Regions from separate parts of the Homo sapiens genome. Here region 1 is linked to region 2. The links are chromatin loops, found by intact Hi-C in ENCODE. Cell type or tissue: breast epithelium. All regions are shown on one strand. Links, peaks and the distances in the headings refer to the core of each region. The heading gives the core; the rest is flanking DNA.

Region 1 (2,910 bases), core at 234-2,733, 68 kb after region 2:
CATGTGTGTTTGAGTAGTATTTTCAATTATTTAAAAACAAAATTTTTTTAAGAGTCAGGCTCTTGCTCCATCATGTAGGCTGGAGTGCAATTGTGTGGTCACAGCTCACTGCAGCCTCAAACTCCTGGGCTTAAATGATCTTCCTGAGTAGCTAGGACTGCAGATGCGCACCACCATGCCCAGCTAACTTTTTTTTTTTGGTAGAGATGAGGTCTCACTATGTTGCCCAGGCTGGTCTTGAATGCCTGGCCTCAAACAATCCTCCTGCCTCAGTCTTTTGAAGTGCTGGGATTACAGGCATGAGACACTGTGCCCCACCACGACCTACATATTTTTAAATTACTTTTTTTGTTTGTTTGTTTTTTGAGATGGAGTCTCGCTCTGTTGCCCAGGCTGGACTGCAGTGGTGCGATCTCAGCTCACTGCAAGCTCTGCCTCCTGGGTTCACACCATTCTCCTGTCTCAGCCTCCCGAGTAGCTGGGACTACAGGCACCCGTCACCATGCCCGGCTAATTTTTTTTTTTTTTTTGTATTTTTAGTAGAGATGGGGTTTCACTGTGTTAGCCAGGATGGTCTTGATCTCCTGACCTCGTGATCTGCCCGCCTCAGCCTCCCAAAGTGCTAAGATTACAGGCATGAGCCACCGCACCCGGCCAATTTACTTTTTAATATTTTCCCCACATTAAAAAATAAAACATCACAGACTTTTTAAATTTTATTTATTTAATTTTTTTTTGAGACAGGGTCTTGCTCTTCACCCAGGCTCAAGTGCAGTGGCGTGATCTTGGCTCATGGCAGCCTTGACTTTCCAGGCTCAAGCCATCCTCTTATATCAGCCCCTCTGCAAGTAGCTGGGACTACAGGTGCAAACCACCATGCCCAGCTATTTTTGTATTTTTTGGTAGAAACAGGGTTTTGCCATGTTGCCCAGGCTGACTGCAGACTTTTAAAAGCACCCAAATGCATTATTCAAGCAACATTAGCCACTGTGGTCAGATTAACGATAATGCAATAATTTTTTTCTGTTCATCTCTGTTTTAGATTTGCACTTTTTGTAATGGTATGAACAATTAAGAGGATTAGGGAACTGTGCTGGTCTGTGCTAAAGTTCATCACAGGCAGGGCACATCCAAGCCTTTAAACTTGCTCCCAGGTGTCCTGGTTCTAAATAGCACATCTGTCCCACTTAATTAAACTCAGGCATGACTCTTGCAAACCCCTTGGGTCCTGGCTCTTGTTCAGGCCTGAATGGCCACATAATAGCAAGAGAATGCGTGGCAGGTCTCAGCTTGGCAACATGACATGAGGCATCATCCCAGTGCCCAGGGTAAGATTTGGTGTTTCTTCTGTGACTCTCCTTTTTTTTTTTTTTTTTTTTTTGAGACTGTGTCTCGCTCTGTTGTCCAGGCTGGAGTACAGTGGTGCAATTTCAGCTCACTACAACCTCTGCCTCCTGGGCTCAAGCCATCCTCCTGCCTCAGCCTCCTGAGTAGCTGGGATTACAGACATGCAAAGTGCTGGGATTACAGGCGTGAGCCACTACGCCCGGCCAATTTTAATTTTTAAAAGACAGGATTTCACTCTGTTGCCCAGGCTTGAGTACAGTGGCATGATCACGGCTCACTGCAGCCTCCACCTCCTGGGTTTAAGCAATCCTCCTGCCTCAGCCTCCTGAGTAGCTGTGACCCCAAGAGCACACCACCTTGCCCAGCTAATTGTTTTACTTTTTTTTTTTTTAATAGAGACAGCTCCCTATGTTGCCCAGGCTTGTCCTGGCCTCAAGCTGTCCTGCTGCCTCAGCCTTCCAAAGTGCTGAGATAACAGGCATGCACCACCACACCCAGCAGAGTCCCACTTTTCATCTTGTGTCTTTGAATATTTCAACCACAAACAATAAATACTTATATTCATTTATTTTAAAGTAACCAGAGATAGTACAACCACTTTGGAGAACTGTTTGGAAATTTATTAAAAAGTTAGACATACCCTGGCTGGGCTCAGTGGCTCACACCTGTAATCCCAGCACTTTGGGAGGCTGAGGCGGGAGGATCACTTGAGGACAGGAGTTCGAGAGCAGCCTGGCCAACATGGTGAAACCCCGTCTCTACTAAAAATACGAAAATTAGCTGGGCATGGTGGCGGGCTCCTGTAATCCCCGTTACTTGGCAGGCTGAGGCTGGAGAATCGCTGGAACCTGGGAGGTGGAGGTTGTGGTGAGCTGCGATCACGCCACTGCACTTGAGCCTGAGTGACAAAGCGAGACTCTGTCTCAAAAAAAAAAAAAGTTAGACATACCCTTATGATATGACCCAGACATTCCACTCCTAAGTATTTACCTAAGATAAATGAAAATATATATCCACCAAAGATGTGTACACAAATGTGCATAATAGCATACTTATTCATAATAGCCTAAATCTGGAAACAGCCCAAATGTTGTACCACATTTTATTTATCCATTCATTGGTTGATGGACGTTTGGGTTGCCTCCACTTTTTGACTATTTTGAATAATACCACCATGAACATTGGTGTACCAGTTTTTGTGTGGGCATAGATTTCTCTTGTATATAGCTAGGAGTGGTACTGCGGTAGGAGGTGGAGCTCAACTCTAGAGGTAGGGCTTAGACACTGGACCAAATTGAGACCTAGCTAAAACAGGTCTGGGGTGGAAGCAGCTTTCTAGAAGACATGGCCACCACTGTACCATGCCAGTTTACCGTTGCCATGGTAACACCTGGAAGTTACTGCCCCTTTCCATGGCAATGCCCTTGACAACCCTGAAGTTGCCAGCTTTTTCCTGGAAATTTCTGCATAAACCACCCCTTAATTTGCATATAATTAAAAGTGGGTATAAATATGACAGCAGCACTGCTTCTGAGCTGCTCCTCTAGGCACACTGCCTATGGG
Region 2 (2,910 bases), core at 176-2,675:
CCTGGACCCAGGGCTGACTCCTATTGGATGAACTGGATCATGTGCTTGCCCCTGCCCCAATCACAGTGACCAGGGAGGGAGGAAGCGTACTGACTGGCCAGGCTTGGGTGGGCAGGGGATTGGGTGAGCCCTGTAGGAGTCACCTGGAAGGAGAGTGGGGAGGGGGATTCTCTGGAGAGAAATGGAGGTGAATCATTCAGGAGAGGGAAGTGGACTCTGGGCTGGAAAGCAGGAGACTCTGCCCTAAAGGCATGATGGCATTAGTGAGACTCACTGTACCTGGCCTGGGGAGGGACTGAAGGGAGTATGGGACCCTCTCCAGGAGCCCTAGGGCCTTGGCTTCCAACAGAGTCCTGGCAGCATCCCCCGACAGCCTCAGCAGGATGAATTTTGGGGGTCCTGGGAGCCTGAAGCGTGCACTCTTGGCTAGCGGGTCCGGGATCTTCTCTTCCTGGCTGTGGGTGTTTGTTGGAGAATGTCTCAATTTCTGGCTGAGGGAGAGGGAGAGGGTGTCACTCATTGAGTGTTCATTTATTTAACCCCGTAGACTTCACTCATCCATTCATTCATTCAGTCTTTCTGTAGTGCCTGTGCAGGGCTCTGGGGACACGATGATGACTGAAGCCCTGCCTCCTGGAGCGCAGGGAAAGCCTGGATTCTTAGGGGAGGTGAGTCGGAAGAGATGGAGCTAACCCTGGATCAGGACAGGCTTACTCAGAGGAGGTGACATTGAGCTGAAGGGAGGAGGTGACCATTTGTGGGAGGTGGGGGTAGGGAAAGGGAAGAAGTGCTTTCGAGGCAGCCAATGGGCTAAGATTCCAGTGACTAAATGGGGAACAGGATGTCTAAGGAGCTGGGGGTGGAAGGGTGTGGCTGAGCCTCGGGATGGGGGTTGGGCAGGAGGTGGCAGGGCCAGGCACAGAGGGCATTGTGGTTTGGTCACGTCAGGCTATGACCAAGGAACGGAAGGTTGTGGGGTTACCAAGGCCAGAGCTGGAAGCTTCTCTGCAGCTTATGTGCTGTGTGACACTGGGAAAGTTAAATGACCTCTCTGAGCCTCACTTTCCTCATTTATAAGATATTCTCAGAATTGCTGTGTTGATTTAGGCACGTGGATAATTTAGCATAGGTACTGGTCACAGTAGGGCTTTAAGTATCGATTATTGGTGTCAATCCTTATTTTCATAATTCCCTTTTGTGTGTAGAACGGGCTGTTGCTGTATGAGGAATTTGCTGGGTCAGAGCGCCCTCTGGTGGGCGTGGGGAGCCAGTTCAGGGAAGAAAGATGAAACCAGAGGTTTTGATTTTAAAGGGCACCACCCTCCCTCCCCTTCTTATTCTGTCCCTTCCTCCCTTTCTTTCCCTTTCTTCCCTCCACATGCATTCACCAGGGTCTGATCCTGCCTAGATGGGGACTGAAACAGCCCAGGTCCTACCTTCCCGGGGGGTTTACAGCCCGGTAGGGGGAGGCAGAGGAACCCCACCTGAGTAGAGCTTAACACTGGGGAGAAGGTGGGACTGCGGGATACAGGGCTTCATAGGAACCCGACTTGTTCCCGGGGCACTGGGGAACTAGAGAAAATTTTGGAATAAGGGAGGGGGAGGGTCAAGTTTGCGATGTCATGTGGATGAATGGGACGGGTGAGGCTGAGGCTGGACCCGACGGGGAGGCCGCAGAAGGCGTGGGCTGAAAGCGTGGAATGGTGTGGGCTGAAGGCGTGCAGGGCGTGGGAGGGGGATGTTGGGGCAAAGTCCAGGACCCTAGCCCACTCCTAGTTTGGGAGAGGAGTCTCTCTCACCCTCAGGGTTCGTCCCCAGCCTGGTGATCTGCTGGGAGCTGCCAGCCACTCATCTCTTGAACTGGCCCAGGCCTGGGGCCCTGTGTCCCCAGGCAGAGCTCCCATAGTTCCCCGTTAGCCTAGAGGGTCACAGCTCCCAGTCCCCCAGTGTGGGTCCTGCCACTCATGGGCCCTGGTGGGCCTGAGAATCTAGTGGGCCTCCTGGGGTAGGCTCTGTCCCTGAATGGGCAGAAACAACCTTTCAGCTCTCACAGTGGGGTGACATAGTGGACGAGGGATGGGGGATGCTGGGTCTCTGGACGCATGCCTGGGGGTCTCCCTAGGGGGTTGATGGTTTTGGCCTTCAGGCAGAAAGAACCTGGTGGCAAAGTTCCAGAGGTTAGCGGAGCCTAGCATGGAGGCGGTGAGTGGGGCTGCAGTGTGTGTGCGTGGGGGTTATGATGAAGCTGCAGGGAGCAGATCACGCAGGGCCGTGGGGAGAGCCAGGGCTTTCTGCGGGAGGCTCTGGGAGCCCTGGGAGGTTCCGAGTAGGGAAAGGACAGGGTCAGGTTTGTGCCTTAGGAACACCCCTCTGGAAGGGCAGGACAAGAGGCTGTGAGGCCAGGTGGAGGCTGAGCCAGGAACGTGGGCAGGAGAGGCCAGGTCAGGGCTGGGTGGGGCTGGAGGGTGAGAAGGGAATGGCTGGATCTGAGAGATGTTCAGGAGGCCGACTTGGCAGAAGAAGTGAAGTGACTGCCGGGCTGTGGGGGCTGAGGGGTCGGGAGGAGTCCAGGATGAGGCTCAGTCTCAGCTGGGTGATGGGGTGGAAGGTGGACTTCCCTGGGATGGGAGCAGCCTGCTTGGGGGTTGCTGCTGAGGCTGCGTCAGAGTTCCGGGCAACAGCAGCCTTTGGGAGGGGCCCCTTACCCCCCAGGACCCCGGATCCAGGCTCTCAGGAGTCCTGGGGCTGGGCAGGCAGCCAGAGGGGCCTGGCACTGAGCTGGCACGGAGGAGAACGGCCCTGCTGGCCCAGGCCCCTCGCTGTCTGGCAGGCAGTAGAAGGCACAGAGCCCCAGGCTCCAGGGCTGTGGGAATAACAATAAGAAGAATAATGACAACTCACCTTGGCCAG

The links. Peaks named below come from ENCODE experiments on the same cell type or tissue, not always from the same donor. Only the 100,000 strongest peaks of a DNase experiment are listed, where the experiment ranks them.
Region 1: a loop joins it to region 2, with 17 times the contacts of the local background. A loop is called at or near these places in 1 of 110 quality-filtered maps.

Annotation. Positions count from the first base shown.
Region 1 is chr19:46,460,063-46,462,972 of GRCh38, reverse strand. No RefSeq gene overlaps it. Among named protein-coding and RNA genes, the nearest start is that of PNMA8A, 10 kb to the left of the region's middle. In breast epithelium, for the core only: no CTCF peak of the experiment used is centred there; a DNase peak (open chromatin) is centred at 1,252; H3K27ac peaks cover 281 bases.
Region 2 is chr19:46,528,078-46,530,987 of GRCh38, reverse strand. It overlaps the pseudogene PPP5D1P. Among named protein-coding and RNA genes, the nearest start is that of PNMA8B, 34 kb to the right of the region's middle. RefSeq lists a silencer at 30-139. In breast epithelium, for the core only: a CTCF peak has its summit at 1,259 (motif pointing left); DNase peaks (open chromatin) are centred at 903 and 1,279.